2 separate regions of the Homo sapiens genome follow, and region 2 is linked to region 1. Evidence: chromatin loops called from intact Hi-C (ENCODE). Cell type or tissue: chondrocyte. All regions are shown on one strand. Links, peaks and the distances in the headings refer to the core of each region. The heading gives the core; the rest is flanking DNA.

The links. Peaks named below come from ENCODE experiments on the same cell type or tissue, not always from the same donor. Only the 100,000 strongest peaks of a DNase experiment are listed, where the experiment ranks them.
Region 2: a loop joins it to region 1, with 2.3 times the contacts of the local background. A loop is called at or near these places in 11 of 110 quality-filtered maps.

Annotation. Positions count from the first base shown.
Region 1 is chr6:8,978,163-8,989,182 of GRCh38, reverse strand. The region is part of intron 2 of LOC105374914 (a long non-coding RNA gene); the gene reads right to left. Among named protein-coding and RNA genes, the nearest start is that of HULC, 330 kb to the right of the region's middle. RefSeq lists a silencer at 5,758-5,807 and an enhancer at 5,713-6,007. In chondrocyte, for the core only: CTCF peaks have their summits at 5,599 and 5,840 (motif pointing left); no DNase peak of the experiment used is centred there.
Region 2 is chr6:9,244,223-9,255,242 of GRCh38, reverse strand. No RefSeq gene overlaps it. Among named protein-coding and RNA genes, the nearest start is that of HULC, 600 kb to the right of the region's middle. In chondrocyte, for the core only: CTCF peaks have their summits at 4,080 and 4,284 (motif pointing left); no DNase peak of the experiment used is centred there.

The sequences.
Region 1 (11,020 bases), core at 1,635-9,634:
CAGTAACCATTGTCTTATTCAAATGTTTGCAATATAACAAATAACATTCTATATTTTTGTAAATATAATTTTATTTAATCTTTATGTGAACCATAGGAGATAGATTTTTTCATATCATAAATAAAGATCTGACTTGAAAAAGTCAGTCACAGGACAGATGCAGTGACTCGCGCCTGTATTCCCAGCACTTTGGGAGGCTGAGGCAGGTGAATCACTTGAGGCCAAGAGTTCAAGACCATCCTGGCCAACATGGAAAAACCTTGTCTCCACCAAAAATACAAAAAAAAAAAAAAAATTAGCTGGATGTGGTGGCGCATGCCTGTGGTCCCAGCCACTTGGGAGGCTGAAGTAGGAAGGTCCCTTGAACCCGGGAGGCAGAGATTGCAGTAAGCCATGATCACGCCACTGAACTCCAGGCTGGGTGACAGAGTAAGACCTTGTCTCAAAAGAAAAAAAAAAAAGAAGAAAAGAAAAGGAAAGAAAAAAGAAAAGTTAGTCATAGAACCAGTTTTTGGTTCAGACAGAATTCAAACTTAGTGTATTTGTCAGGGGTCTCCAGAGAAACAGAATCAATAGAAATATATATATGAAATTCACATACATATGAAATTTAGTTTAAGTCTGAAGGTACAAGAACCAGGAGTGCTGATGATTTACAGCAGGCGAAGATGAATGTACCAGGGAGAGAAATTTTCCCTACCTCTGCCTTTTTGTTCTATTTAGGCACTCAATGGATTGGATGGTGCACGTGCATTGATGAGAGCAAGCTTCTTTACTCAGGCTATTTTTTAAAATGCTACTCTCATCTGGAAACATCCTCACAGACACACTCAGAAATGTTTTACCAGCTACCTGGCCATATTTTAGCTTAGATTGACACATAAAATTATCCATCACACTCACATTGACCTGAATCTAATGTGGATGTGCTGACCTACCATGCTATGCCTCCTCCCTGTGGAGAAATCACTTTGCAGTACAAATCATAAGCCATGAGACAGTTTCTCAAATGTAAAAGGAAGCAAGCATAGACCAGCGAGTTATTGTTAAACACAGTAGTTATTAAACAATATGATAGCATAAAATCCTATATGAAATAATACTGGTTGACCGATCTACTCAGGAACATAAAAGGATATATAAAAGTGCAATTCAGACCATATGCATGGAAAGATTTTAGAGAAAAGAGAAGCCACTGTGACCTGAATATTCAGATAAACATCACAGGCAAAGTGGCCTCTGGGTTCACTCAGACTCCGAAGGGCTAGTCATTGAGTCTCTACCATGTTCCAGGCTCGGTTCCAATCAGAGGTACAACAGTGGATAAATCAGTGTGGACACTTAAAGGAGGGGAGTCGGACATAGGTGGTGGAGAAGGGAGACAATTCCTTATGTGGGGAAAGGAGCAGAGTCATTGAGCTGAGCATGACATGCCATGTTCTGAGCTATGAGGAGGTGGGCTGATCTGCAGAGTTCACACTGGCAAGGAATGGGAGATCAGATTGGATGGTCAAGACATGGTTAGATTACAGCCTTGAAAATCAAGTGGAGGGCTCTGACAGGATTAGCGACCGATGGCTCTTAAAATGAGGTTTTTAGGAAGAATTTTCTAGTGACATTAAAAGGTAGCGACACCAGGAATGGAGCCCAGTTGGTTATGAAGTGTATCCTAATGTGAGATGATGATTTGGGGGCAGTGGGAACTGAAAGGAAGAGATAGATGCCGGAGACGTTAAGTAGGAAAAAATAAGATGTCAAGTTGTGTTTGCGACCAAAAGGGAAATCCACCTAGGTACCTGAAGTAATGAAGAATCCTGAGTGCCTCATTTGTTCCAGAAATGAGGGCAGGATTAGAAATGTTTCCAAGCCAACAGGCAGACCTGAATGCATGCTGGAGAAGAGCCACACGCCATGTGGGGGCTGAATGCTGGCCTTGGCCATGTCAGTAATAGAGTCTAACGAACTAAGACAAGAGTTGCAGGAAATAGACCATCAGTGTAGTGACCTTATTTCTAGGACTCAAAAGGGGATTTTACTTTCCTCTGATTCTTAATATGTTCACATGAACAATCATACAAAAGTAAGAAATTAAATCACTTTTCATTAAATGTTAGTTAATGATTTGTCTTATTATGACTATGTTTTATTATATTTAATTTATTTAATTTGTATGTATTTAATTTGTTCTAGAAATTACAAGACGTGGAAACTATAGGTTTGGAATTCTTACTAAGCTTTAGGCAAATGTCTTGGTATTTTCCCTGTTTTTGTGAAAATATCTTAAGTCATTCAAAAATATTGGCCCATATCACTTATTTATATGTAATCATATGATTTCAAAGAGGCAATTCAAAATACTGATGAAACTGCTTTATAAACAGTCAAGATTATTTATAGTTCTAGAAACAACTTTTTAATTATATTTTAAAAGTCAAGAGAGATAATTAATTAGGATGATGTGTATAGATTTGTTGCATATTCATATAAGATTGATTATAAAGTTTAAAACAAAATAGTGACTTTAAAAATGCAGAGGAGATACAAAATCAACTCAAAATAGATTACAGACTTGAATATACAATCTGAAATTGTAAAACTCCTGGAAGGAAACAGAGGAGAAAATCTTCAAATTGATCATGGCAATGATTTCTTGGATACGACCCTAAAAGTACAAGCAACAAAAGCAAAAATAGACAAATGGTACTCCATCGCACTAAAAATGCTTCTGTACAACAAAGGGAGCAATCAACAGAACAGAAGGGTAACCTACACAATCAGAGACAGAAAATTTTTGTAAACCATGTATTTCATAAGGGGTTACAAGTCAAAATATATAGAAACTATATATAGGGAACTAATATGTAGGGAACTGCTATAACTAAATAACAACAACAAAAAATAAGCAGATTAAGAAAATGAGTAAACGACCTAAACAGACATTTATCTATGTAAGACAGAAATAGCAGACAAGTCTATTAAAAGGTGCTCAACATCCCTAGTCATTAGGCAAGTAGGAGTCAAAACTACAATGAGCTATCACTTCACACCTGTTAGGATGGCCATCATAAAAAAAAAAAAAAGTGTTAGTGAGATTGTGGAGAAATTGGACGCTTGTATACTCTTGGTGGGCACATAAAATAGTGCAGCCACTATGGAAAACAGTATGGAAGTTCCTCAAAAGATTAAAAATATCACTACGGGCTGGGTGTGGTGGCTCATGCCTATAATCCCAGTACTTTGGAAAGCTGAGGCGGGCGGATCACCGGAGGTCAGGAGTTCGAGACCATCCTGACCAACATGGTGAAACCCTGTCTCTACTAAAAATACAAAATTACCTGGGCATGGCGGTGCATGCCTGTAATCCCAGTTACTCAGGAGGCTGAGGCAGGAGAATCACTTGAACTCGGGAGGCGGAGGTTGCAGTGAGCCGAGATCGCGCCATTGCACTCCAGCCTGGGCAACAAGAGCGAAACTTCATCTCAAAACAAAAACAAAACAAAACAAACAAAAAACAACAACAGTAACAACAACAACAACAACAACAAAACACTACCATATGATCCAGCAGTTCCATTCTGGTTAATTATTCTGGGTAATCATTCAAAATAATTAAAATTGGGATCTAAAAGAGATGTATCTTCACTCCCATGATCATTGGAGAATTATTCTTAATAGCAAAGATATAGAAATAATCTAAATGTCCATCAATGGATGAATGATCAAGAAAATGTATTGCATGAGTCCACTTACATGACATATGTAAAACAGTCAAACTCATGGAAACATAAAGTAGAATGATGGTTACCGGGAGGTAGGGGGAGAAGATGGGGAATGATTGTTCAATGGGTATACAATTTCAGATAAGCAAGAAAAAAAGGTTCTAGAGGTCCGAGGTACAACATTGTGCTTGCACCTAACAATGTTGTATGGTACACTTAAAAACTTGTTAAGAGGGTAGAACTCATGTTATTTCTTCTTAACACAATTTTTAAAAATGCATTGGAAAGGGTTTTACTTTAGACTGGCATTCTATATTTTCCTGAAGCTGTATGCAGAGCATCGAAGGAAATCATCTTAAACAAACAAACAAAAAGCAGCTACTGGTTAGACTATTGTCACCTGTGCATCGCTATGATTGTGTATTATTGAGTTATGTGACCAATGCTACACAGTGTGCAATGTTCTCACTACACTTGGCTGAATTCTATCAAGCTAAACACTCTTGACGGACAACATCTTGACTAGCCAAGATGCACTGACTGTTTATCAATAGTATTGATTGCACCACAAAGTTACACAATTATGTGACATAATACAAGGGGGGGGGGCGACACAAGCAACAGTTTAATAAGTGGTAGTGAATATCATTGTGTAAATTGAATACTAAACATTTGTTTGCCTAACAATTTAGGAAAGGCTTTAGAAACTGGATGTCAATATCAGATTCCTAACACTGTTTTATATAAAATCATTATGATAGACATCTTACCAATATGGAAACTGAAGGCCAGAATAATTCAGATGCCCAATGGAGACAGACTTAATAGCATGTCCAGTACTTGAGCATGAGTTTCATTGGTTATTAAGGCTAATTTATCCAATTATCCTTCATAAAAATAAGAGTTGTACAGGGCATTATCTTGTGAATAAATTATCAACATTTCGACTTCACACTTGAATCTAAAAAGAAAAATTGAATTTAGTGTCTAGTGAAGTCTTTACAGACAAGTCATATTATAAAAGAGCAGACATTTTATTAGAGATTGTCACTTGATCATTTTTTTAATTGGATATCTGAAATGTGTGCTGTGGGCCAGGCACAGTGGCTCATACCTGTAATCCCAGCACTTTGGGAGACCCAGGTGGAAGGATTGTTTGACCCTGCATAGTAAGATCCTGTCTCTAAAAAATAATAAATAATAAATAAATTAAAAAAGAAAATGTGTGTTGAAGCTCAAAATGATAATCATTTATTTACTTGGTAATGAGTCATGACCACAAATCAAATGTACTTTTCAAAAATCATCAGCTTCTTGAAACATATGGAGTAAAGGAAGTTGCCTAAAAATGAGGGATAGAAAATTATAGTGCATCCCTAAGGCAGTGGAAAATCTAAGGAGTAGGCTTGTTTAATCCACCCCTGGGTAAATCTCACTGATTCACTTAGATTATTGCCCTGTGTCGTTTTTGAAATATCTCAGAAATGTATTTAAGAATACTGAAACCATTCAATGGTCTGGATTTATAACAGAACTTTTCCATGTCTAAAATTGACAATTTCAATGGATTTTAAAGTTGAAGATAATCCTTTGCCTAAACCCACCTACTATATTTCTATTCATCCTGTACTGTTACATCCTTTATTCTCTTCATTATTTTTCATGTTCTTAGAGTTTACAGTATCATGTGGTTTATGTTTTTCTTACACAGTGATTTGCACAAATAGATAACATTTTAATTTCTAAAGAGAAATTATCACCATCTTATCAGCCTTAGCATTCACCATCAACTTATGCTAGCAAGAAATTCTGTACTCAGAAAAACTAAACCTACTGGGCAAAAGTTGAACAAATACTCTAAACTAGATAATGCAAACAGGCTGAGTTTTAACACCAGTCCACATCAATCCGAGGTAATTGTTTTAAATGCTGTAAATATTCATTTGATACCTTTACCATAGAATAAACAATTTCCTACCACTCTCATATACTTCTGAGCCTTCCAGAATACCATAAGGATTTATTTACTTCCTGTAAAACAACAGGGGTCCTTAATCCTGTCAACAGATTACTGGAGCTGAGTTCTCAATGCGTCCCGGTGGCGGCGTTGTTTGTGAAATGCTGCCATCTATGGGACAGAGGTGGGTATTGCTCAGGGCCCAGGCAGCGAAACCACAGCCGCCTCTCTGCTGCGCTACGTGGTTGGTTCAGTAAATGAAGCAATTTTTGGTCAATAAACAGGAATAAAAATCATAGCGTTGGCTAGAAAATAGACGTTGCAAACTCCAAGCTGGCACTGCTCTCTACCACAGCTATTCCTTGGGGGAAAAAAATGAGTGCTGTGGCAGTTGTTCCGCAGTAGCTTTGATCCAAATCTGTTTCTCTTTTTTTTCCTCCCACACCCACATTTACGCTTTTATCCAAAATGTTGCAATGTGGTTAGAACAATACAACCTTCCACGCATTGGCAAACAAATAGGTTAACTTGGTTAATTAAAGTTTTAAAACTCACCCATTCTGAATAATAGCATAAACCAAATTTGCGAAGGACTCCTGACCTTCCTGTGTGTCATAGACGCCTGTGAGACAATGCAATGTATTTCCATTCAAAACTTGGCAAAGAAACCCGGATTTGACGATTTCTCCCACTGATCAAAGTCCATACATCAACATCATAAAGCGCATTGTACTGTTCGAAAGAAGCTCGTCTATTTATTGAGAGTACTTTCAACAACAGTGTCATTTAATGCCCACCTCAGCCCTAGGAAACAAATCTTGCCACTGTCACTCCTTTTTCACAAAACGGTAAATTGAATGTTAGAGAAGTTGTCACTGCGCTTAAGTTTTACAGATCACTGAGCAATAGATCCAGGATTTGAACACAGTTTGTTTCATCCAAATCCAAGCAGTTATCTCCTCTCCTAGGCCTTCCTTGTGGTCAAGCACTGATGATTTAAATCTAGTTCTTCATTTTTTGTTTTCATTTTACATCTGTGTAGCCTTGGGCACATCATTTGAATTTCTTTAGTCTGAATTTTCTCGTTTTCACGACAAAAAGATTAGTGTATCTATTTCTATGTTCCTTTCCAACTCTCAATCATATAATTCATCTGTCTTGATGAGGACAAAAAAAGAAAAATGAAAGAGTCACAAATTGTCATTTGGATAAAACTTCGAAGGTTCCTTAATTCCACTCTCTCATTTTAAAGATAAAGGAGCTACGCTTGTGGAAAGAAAAAATCAAACGGTCAAGAAAAAAAATCAAATGGCTGAGAGGCACTGTTGCCAGGAGAGTTACTTTCAATGTACCGGTACCTCTAAGGGGTTTAATTTTAGTTTGATCCAGCCTCTCTAGCCAGCTGTGTGTGAGGAAAAAGAGAAGAAAGAGGAAGCCTTCAGTGCCTTCAACAGGAAAAACAGTAATGTGAGAGTGGTTACTCATCTGATAAACTAGGAAGGAACAAGGAAGGTCTAGACTAGTAGGGAGTTCTTAAAGATAAAGCTTGGAGCCCAGGTAGCTGGATCTCAAATGGGTTAATATTCATGCCAATGGGCTAACCAAGCTGGCATTCCTCCAAGCCGAAGCCTGGATAATGATATGAATATTACTCTTCCACCATGATTTGTACATCTTTCAGTACCCACTACATGGCTTAGTATAACAACCTGGTCTTGAGTAAGACTTGGGAAATCTTTGTCAAGTGAACAAATTAAACAATATTTTTTTCTCTGGACAATATCCCATTTGAATATTGAATTAGACAATATGTCGTTTCTCTAGACTCATCCTCTAGGTGACTAGAAACATGCAAAGAATGTGGCTCTATACCTAACAGGGAGAAAAGGCTAGATTATTGTCTTAGTCTGTTCAGGCTGCTATAACAAAATACACAAAACTGGGTGGCTTATAAACAACAGGTATTTATTTTTCACAGCAGGGAGGGCTGGAAGTCCAAGATCAAGGTGCCAGCAAGGTAAGGTTCTGGTAAGGGCCCAGTTTTGGGTTAGCGAATAGTGATTTATTGCTGTGTCCTCATACAGTGGAAAAGACACAGCTGGCTAGAGAGGCTGGATCAAACTAAAATTGAACCCCTTAGAGGTACTGTTACATTGAAAGTAACTCTCCTGGCAACAGTGCCTTTCAGCCATTTGATTTTTTTACTTGACCATTTGATTTTTTCCTTCCACAGGCATAGCTCCTTTATCTTTAAAATGAGAGAGTGGAATTAAGGAACCTTAGAAGTTTTATCCAAATGACAAGGGGCAAGTTAGCTCTCTGAGGTCTTTTTTTATAAGGGCATTAATCCCATTAATGACGACAGAACCCTCAAGACCCAATCACCTGCCTTATAATACTATCACATTAGAGATTAGGTTTCAACATATGAATTTTGGGGAGACAACCATTCAGACCATGGGCATTATCTACAAGACTATAACTTGTCTTAAACTCATTAAAAGTCTAGTTCATAAAGGCAAACAAGTAAATCAAATTCTAAAGGTGAATCATCACATCCAAAGAGAGGCAGGACACAAGAACTGTGTCAGAAATTGCTTAGTGAGAATATAAAAAGGATGACCACCATAGAAATTGGTACAAAATGAAAAAGCAAAAAATTTAATGAACACTTAAAGGCTGAGGAGAATTGGTTAATGTGTTCATTTGGGATTGCTAAGGGCCCTAGACACAAGGAAAGTTGCAAGACTTTATCCGTGGGTCTCTACCATTTGCTTAGGAGAAAGACTAAGGGCTGAGCGGGCGACCAGAATAATTCCCTCTCAGGAGCACTGATAAAGCAGTTGTTAGCATCTGTGAGGGTTAAGGCTCTGTCCACTTTGTAGAAGACTTTAAAACAAAAATAAAGCAAATGGTTTAAGTCTATGAGAAAGGAGAAGAAGAAAACTCAATTAGATTCTGGATAGAAGATAACTCTTATGGCACAGGCAACACTCCATTGCTACTAGGGAAAAGGTTGAACCCTGTATTCCTGGGGAGGAGAAATACAAAACAGTCTGAGACCCAGGATCCTACACAGATTTCAAGTGGAGGCTTGATTCCACTAATGGAGGGGCAGGGAACTTCTACCTAAGATTTTCAAGAAGTATGAAGGGTGTGAGATTTTACCCTACCTTAACAAGCTAAAAACTCATTAGTTTCACACAATTCTCTAAGTGCTGGCAGAATGACATGAGGCTGCTGGGTCAGAGACAGAACGCAGTTTAATACTCACTGCAATAGTGGTAGTCAGAGTGTCATGGTTTTCTTTCCCCAGTACCCTGAGCCCCACTACCCATAAGGTGACATGATGATGAGGGTCAGATGATGCTTTCATATGCAGTCAGTTGCATTACAGAACAAGAGCCCTAATGTAGGATGCTCCAATCTTTCATAATTGACAACAAACAAATCTACCTGACTTTTGCCCCAGAAGAAAAATATGTCTGTATTATACTGCAAACAGTATTGTTGCTGTATTAGACAGCAAACAAATCTGCAGAGGACAGGCATCAGAGGAAGGCACTATCTTTATCTTATAAAGATATTCACTATACAAATATTCTTGAAAAGAAAGTCCAATGAAGAAAAAGGCTGTCAGTGTGTCTGCTGGTCAGATGTACAGAAGGAAAGAGACTGATGGAGAATTATCTCTCCCACCCCACATACACAAAATGCCATGAAGAGGAAGTATGGAAACAGTAAAAATGTATCACTCCTGATGCCCAGACACATTGGTCCTGCCTAACATTGAGGTTGTACCAGAACAACAAAGAACTTTCCCAATTCTACCACTAGCCAAGCACCAAGTCCCTGGTATGGTATTCTATCACTGGGAAAGTGGCAAGAACCTGGAGGGAGACTATACTCTGTGGTGCAAGTATTTAGTGTTGACTAACAATGAATGGGGAAAAAACAAACGGACTCTCAGAAAAACCTAGGAGACTCTATCCTGACTCTATCCTGAGTAGCTTGAGGAGCTTGAAGTCTATAGTTCATTGAAGATAATCATAGCAACAAAAACTCCAAACCACATAAACTCCTGATTAGATTGGCCAAACCCTACATTCTAACTGAAGAACAAAAGAGGAGGTACAATCATTGCTAGGTATAAATATTATCTTCCTGCATTTCTACTATTCTTCTATGCATGATATCTGATATTCAATAAACAATTATGAGATATACACAGAAAAAAAATCAAGAAAAAAGTGAGCAACATAAGGATAGATGACTCATATATTGGAATTAACTGACAGAGGCTTTAAGATAATTGATTAAATATTTTGACACCTGGTGGAAAAGATGGACAATATGAATGGGCAAATGGGAAAATTTAGCACAGGTATACAGAAAGAGTACAATGGAAATGCTGTAAGTTAAAAAAAAAAAAAACCACAACAACAAAACCCAAAACAAACCATTTTAAAAAATCATACATAAAAAAGTAAATCCTTAGGAGGTTCATAAATAGAATGTACACAGATGAGGAAAGATTCAGTGAGTCTGAAATTAGGTAAATAAAAATTATTTAATTTTTTGAATTGAAATTCAAATTGAAATTGAAATACAGAGTTAAAATAAGTGTTTTTTTTTAAAAAAACCACCAAAATCAAAGAGCAACAGCACAATATCGAACGGTATAATTTACATGAAATTGGAGTCCCACAAGAAGGAAAGAGAGAGAGAATGTATCAGAAAAAAAAATGAGGAAGTAGTAGTTGAGAATTTTACAAAAAGAATCAAAACATTAAATCATACCTCTAAAACCCTTGGAAAGCCTCAAGTGGAATAAAAACAAAACAAAGACACACCTACACACATCATAGTTAAACTATGAAAACCAAAGATAAAGAGAAAATCTTGAAGGCAGAGAAAAAAGAAGCATTCTATACAGGGGAATGAAGATAAGGATTATAGCAGACATTTCCTCAGCAACTACACAAACCCAGAACATATCGGAGTGATCATTTTAACAGACTAAGAGAGAAAAAGAAGAACTTGTCAATGAAATTTCACAACCAGTGACAATATCTTCCAAAACTTGAGCCGAATACTTTCTCAGACAAAAAAGAAGGAAGGAAGGAAGGAAGGAAGGAAGGAAGGAAGGAAGGAAGGAAGGAAGGAAGGAAGGAAGGAAGGAAAGAAGGAAAGAGAAAGAAAGAAAGAAAGAGAAGGAAGGAAGGAAGGAAGGAAGGAAGGAAGGAAGGAAAGAAAAGCTGAGGGAATTCATTCTCAGCCGATTTGTCGTGCCAAGTAATACTAAAGGAAAGTTCTTCAAGCAGAAGGAGAATGACAACAAAGG
Region 2 (11,020 bases), core at 999-8,998, 270 kb before region 1:
GCTCTGTTGTGTCTCCTACTATCTGTGACACTCCGGATGTGTTTCTAAAGTTCTCTAAACCTCAGTGACTCTATGCGAATAAAAGAAAATCATGGAGGGGGGATAAAGTATCTGACACACGATGGATCAGCAAATGTGTGGCTATTATAATTTTTAATCGAAAGGGCTATGTTCCTATGAAGTGACAGAATTGTGATAATTCAGGCTTCTTGACTTTTTAGTACATAATTCTTTCATTATTCCATATTCTCTCATATTTGTCTGGAAGTAGGGAATCCTGTAATAATGTACACTTGCAATTGCCAAATGAGAGGTGTAGTTTTGGTTCACGGCAAGCCTCAAAAATACTAGCATATAAAAATATTTTAATATGTTTATTAGGGAACGCCAACAGATACAGATTTTAAAAATGTGAAGACAGCTTACAAAGTAACATATAAAAATATGGGGAAAATATTATAATTTATTTCAATACTGCAGATTTGAAAATACTTTGTGAATAATGTTTGCACTAAGAAGAATTTCTTTAAATTAGCAACTGGATTTTCTTGCATTTTTAAAGCAGTATTTCCTTAAGAAAAAAGCAGGCTTAGTTTCTCTGTGACACAGAAAATTCCTATCATTTTCACTTTGTTCCAAAATTATATTAATGGAGTTTTTGTCATGGGAATAAATTAAAATGGGGCATACCGCATGTGGAACGTGATGGTATTTCTGCAGCATGCGATTTACAAGAAAACAATCTCATTTAGATCATATCACTGACCGCGTGGCCGACACGGGGGACCACCTGGGGCCCATGTGGAACCTCTCCACGCAAATGGGTTCATTCAGTAAGAAACATGTGATTTTTAAGAGATTTCATTTAGAATTCTTCAGAACAAGTTTATGAAAGGATCACTTATATTTAGATTAGAATGGGCTATTTCTTGCAGCTGTGCAAATTTCACATTGTATTTAAGTCCTGGAGATTTCTGACAGAAACGTAAGTTGAATGACAGTGACAGAGAAAGAGGCACCTTAGCAAAAAGAGCCGAAATCATGACCTTTACATTTAAAAATATCTAAGTTTTAGGACCTTCCTGCATAACCCTGCTGCTCTTAGATGTGTGACTTTCCAATATAAAGAATAAAATATACCATTATATAAAGCTTTCATGATCGTGCCCTTTTATCATCAATTTTAATCTACTTGTAAACTAACAAGAGCAATAAGAATGTATCTAAAAACAAATCACAGAATCAAACAAACCAAATTCAGATACAATAATATGCTGGCAATATTAAAATATCAGAATTGGCATCGAAGTATTTATTTATTTTTAAGGAACTTATAAATGTAAAAAGAGTAGGACATACATTTTTGAAATGTTTCTAGGATTTGGAAGATTGCTTTAGTTTTTATTGTAGGCACTTTCCCATAGCAATTCAAATTGTGCTCTAAATCTACATACATCAAACCAAAACATATCCAAAAAAAAAAAAAAAACTGGCCTATGCAATGCACCCATAAATTAGAATCTCCCAAAATGTGTCTTCTCTCAGGATACTAAGGACAAGGATAGTGAGTAAACCAAAGAAACTTTTTTTTCTGTATAGTATTTAATTAAATCAACTGGAAAATGTTGGTAATGAAAAAGTTTTGAAATCACTTATTTATCATTTATTATAAATTCCTAAATACATTATAGAAGTGATGGATTGTACATTGGAAGAAAGAAAGAAGGAAAGAGCACATGATAAAGAAAATTTTGAGTAGCATTACTGTATTCAACAAGTTTCAAGCTGATTGTTTCTCTGGCTTGTGAAATTTATGCTTTTAGCTTATAATGTTCCAAAGGAAATAAAACCACCCACTGGATGTAAGTCAATATCATTATCTCTTCCATTTTTCTGTTTTGCCATCCAAGTTTTTTTTTTTAATTCACAATTTTACAAAATAAAAAGAGAGTCTTTAAGGCCCAACAATCAGGAGACCCTCAAGAGTACAGAAGAGCTGAAGAGGAGGCCAAAGGGAGGTGGAGAAGGGAAGATATAACACATTCTCAGGATAAATCTGCTAGGAAATCTCACAAGTAAGGCATTCAGCCAACTGCCATATGCCCTGACAAAGATACCAACAGCAGCAGTGAGCCCAGGGAGCTGTTTTATCATTAGCCCCTCACCCAGCAGTGGTAGAAACTCATTTAGCCCCATGCTGGACTTTCATTAGGCCAGACTCGCATCAGATGGTCCCATGCTTTGGCTCAGGAGCGGTGTGGCCCTTTATTGGGGGAGGCAGCCACATCTCAGCTCAGCAGGGAGCCCAGATTGGAGTGTTCCTCGCTGACAGATGCCAGGGCCTCAGCGGAGGACCCAGTGGCCAAGGGAGCCTGATGCAAAGCTATCTTTTATGTTGGCATTTTGTGGGCCAAAGCCTATGGAAAAGGAAAAATAATAATCCTAAAGCTTTCAAGTTTGTCTTTAACCTGACTTCCACTGAAAATAAGATAGAGTGAAAAAGAAAATCCACAAAGCTGAAAGCAAAGAGAAAATGCCAAAAATCTTCACTTGGAATCACAACAAAGAGCTGAGCTGACACTGACAATCGTTTGTTGTTTTTTTTTTTCCTCCGGACTGTAATAAAAAGTCAACGAAGCAAGGGATGTCAATATATTCTAATAACAAAGATGTGAAATTTTAGAGGGCCCTTTTCCTTCTTCTTCATAGGGAAGCTTTAAAATATGCAGAAAGAGAGAGCAAGTATCCAAGTCTAATAGATGCATATAGGAAAGATATGTTTCTTAAAAAAAAACAAAAACTAAAACTTACATCATAGCAGTGATACACACTGTGGTTTTGGGGAGAAAGGAATTTAAAAATTCAATTTGTGTTTATTTCTTCTAAATTTATAATTCCATCAAGAATTATAGACAAAAGAAGAAAGCCAGCTGATGCTTTTTTTCTATCAGCCTTTTTCAGGAGGAAAAAATTGTGTTCAATATTTTAATCCCTGATCGTTTAAAAAATTATATTACTATGCTTTATTATCTGAAAGCTTTTTAGAACTATATAAGAACCCAAAATGTATCTTTCTGTTCATTTTTTAGGTGTCCATGAATTATAGAATAAACAACAGATGATCTAGGAGAAACAGAAAGCATTTTTATTCTTTTATTTCATGCATTTAATTGGGTTGTTTTTATACCAATTACAAATGCCATTACTTTATATATAAAGTTTTCATATCAATATGATATACTAAAGAATACTTTTTAAATGCAAGTTATATTTACTAACTCTTCTGAAAATGTGTATTTCAATTTATATAAAAGCAGCAGATTGAAAGGCAAAGAAAAGCAGAATGAACCCTCCTAATATACAGTATTTTCTATGGAAATTTATTTATTGTATATTTAGAAGATTTCAATAAAACATTAGCAAATTACATAACAATCTAAAATACCTGTGATATTCTGAACTCTGAATGTTGGTTGACAGATCAGGAAAAAAAATACTAGTCAGTTTCTCATCTTTTCAAAGATGAGTCTCTAGTTATTGTAAAGTATTCTAGTCTCCTTCTTCATCTTCTCTTGGATGAAGTTTGCAGATATCTTTAGGTCAATGGACCATAGGGAGCTTTCTTGGTGCAGTGAAGCCCTTTATAGTACATTTCTCTCCAGGCATCTCTATTCCTGTTTGTCAATGACATGTGGCTTATCATCCACTTAATCATCCTGGTTTATGTCAATTTACAGGCATGTTAGGGAGCCTCACTGCAGATGGTTTCTTTTACTGAATTTTTAAAAATGAACTTTTGGTATTTCTGTATACTCTTTTATTTTATTTAAATAGTAATATTATTTGAAAGAGAAAATCTTTTTGTTTACTAAGAACTAATGGTGCAAAAATATTGCAAAATTCTTTTTAAAAGAAAACAGACAATAAGCAACTATAGACCAATAACCCAAACAAAAAATAAATAAGAAGCTGAAATTATTGCAGTATCATTGACATTTTGAGACTGGCTCTCTCTGGCTTTTAATTTTAGAAGTAGAGCTAGTGTAGGTATGTATGAAGGTGTGTGTGTGCGTGTGTGTGTGTGTGTGAAAATAATTACCAGTGACCTACAGTAACAGTCCTTCCCGCCTAGATGTTTCAGCTGCATTTGACGTCGTTATTGCCTGAGACAACAGTCTGGCTGCGATGTTAACAAACTGGGCCAAGCCTCTTTGATGCACCACAGGTATTAGAAAGTTGAGCACTCACGTAAGCCCTCGAGCAGGTGGGCTGTGTTGAAGCGCCACCTACTGAAACATCGTGTTTCCCAATCCTGCATTCCCAAAGTTGTCATTTACTACAGCATTGGCAAAACTGGTTCAGGGGAAAAAATTCCAGTACAAATGAAATCCTATTTTTGGCAAGCAGGACTCTATAAGTGTGTCAGCTTCCAACTTTACTGATTACAGCAGTTTGTCTATGCTGATGCATTTTTGATCTCTCTTTTCTAAGTAAGAATATAGACCAAAAGGAATACCAGCTTGCATGTTCATAAATTGGGTCATTGATGAGTGTAGGAAAAGAAGGGAGAGGAAGGAAGAGGACCGGGCAGTGTTCAATGCAATTTACACATTTGCAAGATTTTTTTTCATAATAAAATAGATCTGAGTAAAAAATGTCATACAATCTCATACACTCACACGTGCACCTACATAAATCTCTAACGGATTATATTCATCCTAAGGGAGGTGATTAAAATAACACCCAAATTGACATCTGTATGCACATTCCCCTATTGTTGCCAACCTACTCTCTATTATTAAAAAAAAAAAAAGAAAAAAGTGTTCAGGAGGAACTGAATATTCTATCTCACTTTATAAGTGAGAATAAGAATGCTGTCCAGCCACATTGCAAGAGGTAACACTAGCTCATGACAGACAGGACAAGCTTTAATAACTGATCTTGAGATTGGTTGAGATGTTGTTAGGTTTTAAAACAGAATGGCATGTTACATATCATGGACATTGAGAAAACAAAATGATTTTCTTTCTAAAACAATTTCTTAAAAATATAATGTAGCGTTTCTTCTACATAGCAGGCTTGCCCTTGGTGGGGAAAGCCATTTATGGTGACAGCATAAGGATTTCTATTTGTAGAATTTAGGGGAAGAGATTATTGGGTTTTTCGACTCCATTTTTAAAGTTATTCAAGTAGTAAATCCATTCTTCATGGAAATATAGACTATTTAAATAATATACCAAAGGCTAATTCTGACAGTGCTAATATAATTTTCTGAATCAAGGTCATTTGTTTTACACACACACACACATATATATATACACATATAAACTATATATATAAACTATACATATAAACTATATATATAAACTATATATATAAAGTATATATGGTGCAAAAATATTGCAAAATTCTTTTTAAAAGAAAACAAATAGACATGCATAGAAGCAACTATAAACCAATAACCCAAACAAAAAATAATATATGTAATTTATATATATATTTATTTATTTATTTAAACAATGAAAGTAAAAGTTCCCAGGCCTGATATATTCTTAAAGTTCTCTTTGGTAAATATATATTTGTATGCTATAAATAAGAGCTGTGCAGAAGTCTATATAAGTAGAAAAGTCATTTATATACTTAACTACTGTAGCAACACATTTACATAGGCTCCCTCTAAGACTGCAATGTTTTATTACGTTGACTTTTAGACTCATAAACTTCCAAAGGTAATACCCCCTATAACACTTATCTTTTTCCAAAACAACCACTGGCCTTTCATTACATAGAAAGCTTAATTGTCAAAGTCACAATTAAATCCTATTAAGGGATTGGTTTAAAGCCACAAAGGAGTAAAACAAATTTGAGAAAGCGGCTTAATCCTCTTCCTCAACTATGAACCATTAGGCATTGTGTTTTTAATGTAAAAAGAACTTGGAATTTAGATCCAAAATAGTTATTCACATATAATATTTTAGGTATTGCTCTAATTTATTTTTAGGCCATTGTTCTTAGTCAGAATTAAAAGCTGCACCCTTGGGAATTATAACCCTGGCAAGAAGTGGGGCTGGCTTTTGTGGCCTCCACTAACTCATTTGATCAAAAAGAATGGGAATTCTTTCCCTATCATCCATAAAATGTGGGTCATAGTAACTACTTTTTCTCCCGGAAAAGCTATGGAAATAATAACCTTAAATCATCAAGATTTTCAAAGAGAGACATTATTTCAAAATCAAAATTTCAAAACTTTCCTGAAAATGCAAATTAAATTTTAAGCTTAATTAATCCAAATTTGTACGTGGAAATACATACCAACATGTATGCTAACATGCTCTTATAAAAAGGTCAGCCTCAGAAACAATTCTTTTACTAGTTTATGAAAAAGACCAACTTAGAACTGGTGCCAGAGTCAGCATTCCACATTATTAAAAAGCAAATTTAAGGATAGGGTTTATTACAGGCAAGTCTTCATTCTATGATGGAATTTTATTTTAAAGGTTTTTAAATATCTACCAGAATAGAAAAGGAAAATATGGGCATTAAACACCTGCAGCCCCGAAAAGCAGACCATTTCACTCAACAGAAAGAAAAGAATGAATCCACCTAAGAGGAAACTTTTTCTCACTTTATGGAAGCATGTGCTCTTCAAATCTGCCCTTGCAAAAGAGCATAGTGATCAAAATACGCACATGCTTCAGGTCGTAACAACTAACACCTAAAATAACAAAACACAGACGCACAAATAGAATCATGAACATATTGATAAAATGGATTAGACTTCATCATCTTCTACTGTGTCCCAAACAAAATATCACTCATTCATGAATTCAGCCCCAAGGCAGAATCTGAGTAAATAAATGGGCCTTGCCCCATGCTCCAGGGTCACCACACTCTGGTTTGGCTTGCTCAATGGAGAGCAAATTCCAAAGTGGAGAGCACTCTGCCTGATGACACCCAGTTTCAGCCTGAAGACTATTAGCAATCCAAGGTAGCTGGTGCTTTGAGGTCATACACCACAGACACGCAATTTGGAAATAAAATAAGTGCCTAAACCAGTCTATCTAGTAGATACGCGAGGGTGCATTTAGGTGGTTCTTTTCACCTTTAGACAATTATTTAAAATAAGAGTGCTTTCTTTACAAGTCTCAAAGTTGGCTTAATCTTTATACTTTGCTAAAAAATCAGTATGTAATCAAGTCCTCTAAGGAATGGTTCTAATTTAATGTATTCTGGATTTCATTTAAAGAAATCTGGAAGGACTTTCAAAGCACTGCAACTTTTTCAGAGCAAATGAAAAGTATGTCTTAAATGGTATTTGGCAGTTAACATCCCCCTAATGACACCATTGCTAAGTTGTTTGAAAACTATGATTCCCATTGTCTGGACAGAAGTGCCCACTTTTCTCTCTAAGAATGTCCTATTAAGTTTAGTGAAACAATGCTAGGACTTAAGTCCATGGTGTGCAATGTGGCCCAAGTATTAAGCATTCAAGAACGCACAGAAAATACAGAGTAAGATGGCACAGATCAAACCTAATTATGTATGCATGCACATATTTTCTATATACAAAATAAATACTTAAAAGTTAATAACTAGAAAATAGCAAATGTCTTCTAGATATTTAAATCCAGAGATTTCTGATTAAAAATTTCATGTTGCATATATAACTGTATTACATGGTTTCTAAGCCTGGTGCACAGGCTGGATTATCCTATACTCTACTGGTTGAAGAATCTTGATATAAATAATTTTATTCTCATATTTTCCAGTCATGAAAATTTACATCTTATAATAAAATCATAAATATTTGTCTTCCAAGAGCAAACAGATTGCTCTCTATACATCTAATTTTTCCTATATTCTCTACCAATAAGATTTTAATAAGAAATATTACCACTTACTTACCCTCCCAAATACTTGCAAATTATTTTCTTTATAAAATTATAATATATATATATAGTTAATTAAAAACTGAGACTTCCATACCTACAAGTTAAGAAAAAAAAGTTCTGTAACTATTCAGACTATTACTCACTCAAAATACTGTATATATAAAAAGAAAAACATGTTGAAAAGTTGATAATTAACTCAAATAAAAATCAATGTGACATTCGTTTGTAGTTATTCATATCATTTTTCTAAACTTCAAAGCAGCAGCAGCATCTAAATGTTTGCCCAAAGTTCCCAATTTTGGCTTTAACTGTAGCTATTTAGCTTGTAAAGCACAACGCTGGCCTAATTTCCAAGCTTTAGACCTTATTAGTGAACAAATTTCTATATTTAGAACCTCATATTACACTTGATTCTTCACATACCTGATTTTTAGTGCCAAGCTCCTGATTTAGGTTCCTAAATGCATATTTCAAGCTGCCAACTACTTCTTGTCATAATAGGATTAAGTTGTCTATTGTAGATCATAAAATAGATAAGATATGCCAAAACTGTTTATACAAAACTTTAAGACCATGAGCTAGTAGAGTTTCATTCACATTATTATCATAATCCTACAAAAACCTTAAAGTCATCATTAGTAATTGGTTAGGTTCATAAATTAGGTTACTAAATTAGCAGATCCAAAATAATACCAATGATTCCTTTTTCTTAAATTAAGAAAACTTGTATTTATAATAATTCTGCTAGATTTTCAGCATAAAAATTGGCCACCACCCAAGTTATCTGATATCTAAATATTTTACTTATGTAATGCTAGGACTAAAGGTAAGCTTTGGAAACAGCAAGCTCATTCTTTCATTTTATAGATGAGGTCAAGAAGCTCCTGATCACACAGAGAACTCAAGATTTCTGGTTTCTGGTGTAGACAGCTTGCTGCTACCTTTCCTGCATTTAACTCAAAGCTGAATAAATAATAATATCTTCTGGTGGAGTTCTCTAATAGAACTACATTCAAGAATTGTTGATCTATTTATACTAAAACTCAACTCTTTTCAAATCTGGATATAAGTCCATTTGAGAAATAAATAACTTCTGCATATGTTGACAGATTACGTGCCAGTGGCTTTGAGAGTAGAAAGAAAGAGTGGTTATGATAACCAAATGAAGCTTTCTATTCTCTTCCACGTTATGCCTGCTCCTGAGCCCCTTACTTTGTGTTGGTCATCTGGTTTGTCTATGGAAACAGCAGGCCTGCTGGTATTTTTATGCTCAGATCAAAATTACCCAGGGACAAAAATGCCCAACAGGGAGACACTTTTTGCCAGATTAGATCATTGGAGGTGTTGTCTTCACTAAGAAAAGGTGCAGGGGGGATCATGGGAAGAGACGCATTGGATGCATCTGATTCAAAAAAGTGCCTGAGACCAAGAGGACTAAGGTATCCAAGGCAAACCAAAGTCAAATTGAACGCTCTTTTACCTCTCTTCTTCCGCCCTTTCATTCTCATCAATTCATAGAAATGTAATTCTCCCTGGGCCACATCATCTTTGCTGTGGCACTTCGGTCCCTATCCCATTACTATCCTGAAACAGCTTGCTCCTTGCTTTGTTTCTACCCTTCTCTGATTCTGAAAAGGACAGAAAAGAGAACTATCTAGATGTCACTCAAAACCATATTGAATTCCTTAAATAGAATCAACATGGGAAGCACCTTCACCTAAAGCACATGTGTTCCCCAACATCAGAGAATTCATGGGGGAAAACAAAGGGAATGGCCTCCCCGAGGATTTATCCCCAACACCACATCAGAGAGACAATGAATGTGACAGATTAAATGCACCGGCTTCTTCAGTTAGAGTTGTTTTTGCTTTGGCATGAGAAAACTGAAAGTTCTTGAATGTTACGGAATATCTCCTATGTCAAGCCTTCCCTTGTTTTCCCAAGGACATAAAAGTTTCCCTCGCCTCTTTCCTTCTAAAAAATAGGTCTTTTCAGGCTGGGTGCAGTGGCTCACACCTGTAATCCCCACACTTTGGGAGGCTAAGGCAGGTGGATCACTTGAGGTCAGGAGTTTGAGACCTGTCTGGCCAACATGGTGAAACCTCATCTCTACTAAAAATACAAAAATTAGTCAGGCATGATGGCACATGCCTGTAATCCCAGCTATTTGGGAGGCCGAGGCAGGAGAATCACTTGAACTCGGGAGGCAGAGGTTGCAGTGAGCCAAGATCATGCCATTGCACTCCAGCCTGGGCGACAGAGTGAGACTCCGTCTAAAAAAGAAAAGAAAAGAAAAAAAAATAGGACTTTTCCATCTATCAGGCACTGACTACATTGTCCTGTAATTAGTAACTTATGAGCCTGCCCCTAGCACCCCACCAAGCTGACAGATAATTGAGAGGAGAGCCCATGATATCTCCATCTTTCTGTGTAGTTCAGGATCTGTGTACCTGGAACATACACCTTCTCCCTGGCCAAACCCCATGGGGAATGCGTGTTCATCTTGAGAGATTCACCTCCTTCATCTGGTGTGTCTATGTCTGTGTGTTCCCATTCGCATGTCCTAAGCAGATTCAACCACATTACAACCTGCCCTGTGTGATATTTCAGCCTTTGCAAAAACTATTTAATATGGAGCCTGGCACATACTAAACATAATTATAATCTAGAATTAAGCAAGCAGTATCCTGAAATAGTTTCTAGATTTTTTTTAACTCCTCATTTAATTATCTTGGTGTATTTCCTATCGAACTTAATGGGTATTCAGTAAAACTGAACAAAAACCAAATTCAGTTGGGTGCTCTCTTATTAATGCTTTTATTCTCCCAAGAACTAAGAAGAAAAATGAATATTCTAAATTTGAGAGAAGAAAAATATATTTAGGAAATTATAAAAATGGAAATTACACTTTTACCTATTATTTTTGTCATTGTTTATCATTGTTACCTACTAAAATGTTAAAAATAGATGTTAAAGAATTAGCAGTTACAGAGGGTCTTTGCTATTGAAACAGTCTTCACTCCATAATAATTAAAAATAAAAAATTAAACATAATAAAAGTTGACTTTTTAAAAAAGACATTCTCTGACCAGTCACTTTAATGAAAATATTTGAGATTAATTTGAAAC